Regions from separate parts of the Homo sapiens genome. Here region 2 is linked to region 1. A link is an interaction called in ENCODE POLR2A ChIA-PET data of the cell type or tissue named here. Cell type or tissue: PC-3. All regions are shown on one strand.

Evidence for each region. Peaks named below come from ENCODE experiments on the same cell type or tissue, not always from the same donor. Only the 100,000 strongest peaks of a DNase experiment are listed, where the experiment ranks them.
Region 2: POLR2A ChIA-PET joins it to region 1 with 5 read pairs; 2 of 35 experiments call an interaction of 5 or more read pairs at or near these places.

What each region holds. Positions count from the first base shown.
Region 1 is chr2:39,549,198-39,553,197 of GRCh38, forward strand. The region is part of intron 5 of MAP4K3-DT (MAP4K3 divergent transcript); the gene reads left to right. Among named protein-coding and RNA genes, the nearest start is that of MAP4K3-DT, 110 kb to the left of the region's middle. In PC-3, no CTCF peak of the experiment used is centred here; a DNase peak (open chromatin) is centred at 1,784; H3K27ac peaks cover 1,371 bases.
Region 2 is chr2:39,456,630-39,460,629 of GRCh38, forward strand. The region is part of intron 3 of MAP4K3-DT (MAP4K3 divergent transcript); the gene reads left to right. Among named protein-coding and RNA genes, the nearest start is that of MAP4K3-DT, 21 kb to the left of the region's middle. In PC-3, no CTCF peak of the experiment used is centred here; no DNase peak of the experiment used is centred here.

The sequences.
Region 1 (4,000 bases):
ATTCTCCCATATTTAATAGCACTGATTATGGCATTGCCTTCCCAATGTTTGTTTGGCTTTTTATTTTTACATAAATAACCACTATGACTTGAGCCTGCTCAATCTCCATTCTTTGCACTTGGGCTCAGATCTAGTGGGTTGATTTTAATCACAGCTGAGTGATGTGAGTAATTTGCCCACACATTGGGAAAGCTGAGTTCTGCTTCTGAGGTCCGAGCTGGTCCAGTCTCTACAAAGAGACGATAAAAAGGAACAGTTCAAGTAGCACAAAATAACGAAAAGGAAGCCCAACCTTTACAGTTGCAAAACAATTTTAAAAGGAATCAAGACTGGAATGCCTAGCAACATTTCTTGAAACCCCTTCCTTCTCTCCAAATCTCTCCAATCAAATCTCTCCAATCACAGTGCCCTGGAGCCTTTCCTACTTCTACTCTTCCGTCTTTTCTCTCCCCTTCCTCTCCTTCTTGGTACATCTGCCCAATCTCCCTGCATAGCAGGCCCCCTCCTTAGGTCTTTACCTTTTCATTCTCCAGGACTGCAACCCAAAGTCCTGGAAGTGTCCAGGAAAGCTGCATACTCCCCTGATGGCCAGGGAGGCACCAGCAGGCAGGGAAAGATAGCATTTACTATGTTGGAGAAAAGGTGGGGACTGGAAGCCCTTATCTGCTAATGGCTGGCTTGTGTATTTGTCTTCTCTGCTGAACTGTGAGTTTCTTGTGAACTCCTTGTCTTACCCCATGTGTATCTTTCACCATAGTCCAGTTTCTGATCCATGGTATATGTTCAGGTGTGTGTGACAGTTAACTTCTCAGTGACCCATGAAACTCAGCTTCCAGCATCACCTAAGGATTATTTGTTCCCTTCTTCCCCTGATGCCATAGAAATAAAGCTTTGGCCAGGTGCTGTGGCTCACGCCTGTAATCCTAGCACTTTGGGAGGCTGAGGTGGGTGGATCGCTTGAGTCTAGGAGTTTGAGACCAGTCTGGGCAACATGGTGAAACCTCGTTTCTACAAAAAATACAAAAATCAGCCAGGCATGGTGGCGCATGCCTGTAGTCCCAGCTATTCAGGAAGCTGAGGCGAGAGGAGCGCTTGAGCCCTGGGAGGTGGAGGCTGCAGCGAGCCACGATTGTGCTACTGCACTCCAGCCTGGGTGACAGAGTGAGACCCCGTCTCAAAAAAAAAAAAAAAAGGAAAAAAGAAAGCTTCTCAAGGGCCCCAGTTGCTCTTGCAGTCTCCAGCATGTAGGTGACATTCTCACCAGGATTCCTTGATGAGGTGAGAATATTTTGAAAATCCAGAAACCAGCAGGTCCCTTTGGAAGTGATATTTCACTACTGCCTTCTCATCCCTAAAATCAATGCTTGTTTCTGGCCCAGAGCTGGGTACAGATCATCTTTCTTATTTGTAAACAGTATATGCTCTAAATCAGTTCATCACTATATACCTCTGCTCCTAATGACAGATGGCAGCTTTTCCTTGTTTTTCCTGCTTTAGGACACAGACATTAATCTGTGGACTAAACATTATGGAAAGTGCACTGACCGTCCTCCATAGCACATGTGTGACCTTGTCCTGTGGTCCTCAGGAAGCTGGGCCCTAGGAAATAACTTTAACATTCACCAGCAGAGGAAGCTGTCAATATTGCACTGTTTGCTTAACTTGTAACATTGATCTTCTGTGGCTCTGGGCATAACATAATAAGGAAAATACCACAACTTACTACAGCAAGTCAATGGGCTGATAAGATAAACGCTGTTATGTTTCAAAATTGTGCCAAGTTTATGTTGATAAAGTGACTTTCTTCTGGGAATCTAAAAAACAGTGCCTATGGTTCTAATCCTGTATGACTTTAACTTTGTCTTATATTTACATAAGACAGGAAATTGGCCCAAGATGACCTCATTCATCTTTATAACTCTTCTCCTGAAGGAATTTATAGTGAGGGTAGTGTTATTATTTTTTCACTACAGAGGTGTAGAGAGCTTAAGCTTTCAGTCAAACTAACAAATTCAGTATTGGTTCTAGAACCAAGAGAAAAGGAATAGGTCTGCGGCTACGGCTACATTAATAATAACAACAAACAAACTTTAAAAACTGCTATTGTATGGTAAGAATGAGGACATTTTTAAAATCAAAGACAGTTGAGTCTCAGACTAAATCTATTCAGTGCTATTGGTTAGAATTGACTTGTCAGTTCCATAGAACAACTTTGTCATTCAGCCTAACCATCACTTTGATGGATTTTTTTTTTTTAAACTTTGAAGAATGTTTGGTTCATCTACTAAATTGCATGTGATCCAGCAGCATGTGGACCATTTCAATTAAGGTAGTGTTTCTAATAGCCCTTGAGAAAAAGAATGACTCTAAATTCTTGTTCTTGGGTGTTTATTAATAGAAAAGGCCCAAATATCCCCAACTCCTCCATTCCACATTCATTGACTGTGAATTTTGAGGTGGTCCATAATTCTGTTAGGAATTTTATTTAGCTATTAGTACAGGAGACCTGGAAAACTAGTACTTATACCTGATAGAAGTTCATTTTCCCTCACATGCAAAAGAAGTATAGGGAATTGACGCAGTTCAGAAGCAGAACACGAAGATACTGTTCCTGCCAGGTGAAAGCAAATTGCTTATGGTGTTTTAGACTTATTGGTATAGAGAAAAAAACAGTTGTAAGCATAACTGCATACTAGATGGCCAGAGTGGTATCTCCAGTAGAGACAACGTTAAGAACAGTAGCAGCAATTGAAGTTACTGATTAAGATTTTGATAATCCATAAAATCCATCTGTTCACTGCACATTTTAAGCAGGTGAGTTAAATGGAGATGTAATAGAAATCACCACTTCTGCAGTTTTCATTTTTTAAAATTTTATTTCTTTAATTGACAAAAGTTATATATATTTATGGTATACAACATGATGTTTTGATGTATAAAATTATGGAATGAGGTAAATCAAGCTAATTAGCATATGCATTATCTCATATATTATCTTTTTCTGTGGCAAGAACACTTAAAATCCACTCTCGTAGCAATTTTCAAGTATACAATATATTGTTATTAACTTGAGTCACCATGATGTACAATAGATCGCTTGAATTTATGCTTCCTATCTAACTGAAATTTTGTATCCTTTGACCAACATCTCCCCAGTCCCCCCAACCCCCAGCCCCCGGTAACCACCATTCTACTCTGCTTCTGTGAGTTCAACATTTTTAGGCTCCACGTATATATAGGTAAGACCATTCAGTATTTTTTTTTAAATGCCTGGCTTATTTTACTGAACATAATGTCTTCCAGGTTCATCCATGTTTTTGCAAATGCCAGGATTTCCTTCTTTTTAAAGGCTGAGTGGTATTTCATTGTGTATATATACTACATTTTCTTTATCCATTCATCTGCACATAGACACTTAGGTTGATTCTATATACTGGCTATTGTGAATAAGGCTACAATGAGCATGGGAGTCCAGATATCTCTTTGACATACTGATTTCATTTCCTTTGGATATATACTCAGTAGTGGGAATGCTGGGTCATATGGTGGTTTGCTTTTGATTTTGAGGAACCTCAATACTATTTTCTATAATGGCTCTACTGATTTACATTTCCAACAGTAGTACCCAAGGATTCCCTTTTCTCCACATCATTACCAACACTTCTTATCTTTTATCTTTTTGATAATATCCATTCTAACGTGTGAGGTGATATCTTACTGTGGTTTTAATTTGCATTTCTCTGATGTTGAACATTTTTAAATATACCTGTTGGCCATTTGTATATCTTCTTTTGGGAAATATCTATTCAGGTCCTTTGACCATTTAAAAATCAGGTTATTTGTGTTCTTACTATTGAGTTGAGTTCCATATGTATTTTGAATATTAACCCTTTATGAGATGTATGGTTTGTAAATATTTTCTCCCATTCCATAGGTTGTCTCTTTACTCTGTTGATTGTTTCCTTTGCAATATAGAAGCTTTTTAATTTGATGTAATCTC
Region 2 (4,000 bases), 93 kb before region 1:
GCCAAGATGGCGCCTTTGCACTCCAGCCTGGGCAACAACAAGAGCAAAACTCCATCTCAAAAAAAAAAAAAAAAAAGATGGCACAAGAAAAAAGATAAAAAGGAGCAAGTAACAAGTGGGGCAAATAGAAAAAAATAGTAAAATGGTACCTGTGAACCCAAATATCTCATTGAGTACCTTAACTATTAAAATTAAATATAAATTAATTATAAATTTAAAATATTAAATAAAAATGGCATAATATTCCACTAAAAGACAAAGATTGTCATACTGGTTAAAATAATTGCATATGCTTTTTTACAAAAGATACAACAGTAAAAGAATAGAAAAAAAACATGTTATGTGAAAGCTGTAACCCAAAACTCTTATAGCTATACAATAACATACAAAGTAGAGTTTAAGGAAAGAAGCATTATTAGAAATAAAGTGGGATATTTTACAATAATAAAAATATCAATCCATCAGGAAGATACAGTAAGTCTAATTCTGTGTACAACTAACAATATAGTTCAAAATATATTAATTCAAAAATTCCCAAAACTGCAGGGAGAAATAGATCTACAATAACAGTAAGATCTTTTCAGTAACCAATAAAAAAGTAGACACAAATTAATAAGAAAACACAAAATGTAAACAACATGATTAACAGAATTTACAAAATTGATATATATTGAATATTTCACCAAACAACTACAGAATTCACTTTCATTTCATATGAACATGGAATGTTTACTAAAAGTGGCAATAACTTGGGCCATAAAGCAAGCCTCAATGTATTTGAAAAAATTGACATAATACAGAGTACGTTCTTTGAGCAGAGGGGAATTAACCTAATAATATTTTAAAAACTAGAAAAATTTCAAATATGTGAAAATTAAGCAGTCTGCTTCTAAATAATCCATAGGTCAAAGAAGAAATCACAATGAAAATAAGAAAATATTTTAAACTAAATCATAATGAAAGTATGACATAAAAAATTTTAAGATGTAGCTAAAACTGTGTATTGGGGGAAATTTATTATCTTAAGGGCTAGAATCGATAGCTTTAAACAAAAATTACCTAGGTATTTATCTCAATAAGTTAGAAACAAAATGCAATTAAACTTGAAGAAAGCATAAGAAAAGTTAAGAGAAAAAAGTAATGAAGAAAATGTACAGTAGGCTAGGCATGGTGGCTCATGCCTGTAATTCTAGCTCTTTGGAAGGCTGAGATGGGTGGATCACTTGAGCCTAGGTGTTTGAGACCAGCCTGGGCAACCAAATGAGACCCCCCATCTCTAGAAAAAATTTAAATATTAGTTGGGTTTCATTGTGCATACCTCCGGTCCCAGCTACACAGAGGCTGAGGTAAGGGGATCACTTGAGCCCAGGAGGTTGAGGCTGCAGTGAGCCATGTTCATGCCACTGCACTCCAGCCTGGGCCTAGGTGAAAGAGTCTCAAAAAAAAAAAGTACAGTAGAGAAAAGTCACTGAAAGAAAATAAAACTGATAACTCCCTAGCAAAACTAATGACACATACGATATACAAATAAAAAGGAGGAAGGACACATATTACCTCTGTCAGACATAAAAAAAAAAAAGACACCACTGTGGACCCCACAAACATTACAAAGTTGAAGAGAAAATATTTGGGACAACTTAATATCAATAAATTAGAAAATTTAGATAAAATGGGAAATTTCTAGAATAACTCAATTTACCAAAAGTGACACCAAAAGAAATAAAAAACCCCAATAGTCCTGTTATGACATGACAAAGCATGCATCTATGAACAAATTTTTAAAATAAAACAGAGTAAAATGTTTATGACCTTGTATTTCACAAGTATTTCTTAAATACTACACACACACACACACACACACACACACACACACACAAACTACACAAATATTACACATAAATATAAAAGAAGGCCAGGCACAGTGGCTCACACTGTAGTACCAGCACATTGGGAGGCTAAGGTAGAAGGATACCTTGAAGCCAGGCGTTTGAGACCAGTCTGCGCAACAAAGCGTGAACCTATCTCTTAAAAAAAAAGGAAAAAAAGAAAATTAATAAATTAGACTTATGCAAATAAAAGTTTTGCTCTTCATAAGTAACTATTATGAAAAAGAAACTGCAAACCACAGACTGGAAGAAAATATGTGTAAAATAAACACCTGATGATAGGCTTGTGTTAAGAATAATAAAGAATTCTTACAACTCAATAAGAACGCAAATTAACTCAATTTATAAAATGGGCAAAAGATTTTAACAGACATTTCATGAGTGTCAATAAGCATATGAAAGCATGCTCAATGTTGTTAATCACTGGGAAAATGCAAATTAAAATCATAATGAGATACCATTAGATATGCACTAGAATGGCTAACATTGACAAGACTGACAATGCCGAGTGCTAACTAAGATGTGGAGCAACTGGGACACTCACATACTGGTGATGGGAATGTAAATAGCATAGTCACCTTGGGAAAATTTGACAGTTTCTTAAGTTAAATATAAACTTATAAGACCCAGCAATCCTAATCCTAGATACCTACTTAAGAAAAATGAAACATATGTATATACAAATACATGTCTTGAATGTCCATTGCAGCTTTATTCATAATGACTAAAAACTAGGAACAACAAAATGTCCATCAAAAGATGAACTGATAAACAAGTTGAGATATATCCATAAAACAGAATACTATTCACCAATAAAAAGTAATTAACTGGGCCGGACATGGTGGCTCAGGCCTGTAATCCCAGCACTTTGGGACGCCGAGGCAGGCAGATCACTTGAGGCCAGGAGTTTGAGACCAGCCTGGCCAACATGGTGAAACCCCATCTCTACTAAAAATACAAAAATTAATGGCTGTAGGGACAGGCACTTGTAATCCCAGCTACTCAGGAGGCTGAGGCACAAGAATCACTTGAATCTGGAAGGCAGAGGTTGCAGTGAGCTGAGATCGCACCACTCCACTCCAGCCTGGACAAAGAGCGAGACTGTCTGAAAAAAAAAGTAAAAGTAATTAACTACTTGCTGAAATGACATGGATGGGATTTCAAAATTATGCTCATTGAAAGAAGCCAGACACAAAATACCACTAACTGAATGATTCAATTTATATAAAATTGTAGAAAAGACCAAGTTATAGTGACAGAACACATATCAGTGTTGCCAGTTGTCAGGGAGGTGGAAGAAGAGAAGTAACTTCAAAAAACACATGGGAGCTTTTTGGGATAATGGAAATATTCTGTATAATGATTATGATGATGGTTACCTTGTAAAATACACTTATAAAATTAATGCAATTGTATTCTTTAAATAGGTGAATTTCATTGTATGAAAATTATATCCCAATAAAGCTAACAAAAAAAAAGTAGGTCAAAGACTTGAACAGGTGCTTCATAAAAGAGAACATCCAAATGACCAATAAGCATATGAAAAAGCATAAATTAAAAGTAGAATGAGATACCATTATGCTCCTATCATTATGTCTAAAATCAAAAAGATGGAAAATACCAAGGATTGCTGAGGACATTGGCACAACTGGAACTCTCCTATGCTGCTCACAGGGATGTAAATTGGTATTACCACTTTGGAAAATTGTTTGGCAATGTCTAGGAAAGCTGAATACGTGCATAAACTATGACTGGGTAATTCTAGTTCTGTTTGTAGTCAAAATTTGGGAACCAGTAGAAAGGATAAATAAATGGTTGTAAATCTGTGCAATGCAATACTACACAGCGATGAGAATGAATGAATTACTGCTACATATGACATGGAAGGAGCATATAAACATAATACTGAGTGAAAGAAACCATACACAAAAGGGTACATTTATTTAAAGTTAGAAAGCAGGGCCTGGCGCAGTGGCTCACGCCTGTAATACCAGCACTTTGGGAGGCCGAGGTGGGCAGATCATGAGGTCAAGAGATCGAGACCATCCTGGCCAACATGGAGAAACCCTGTCTCTACTAAAAATACAAAAATTAGCTGGGCGTGGTGGCACGTG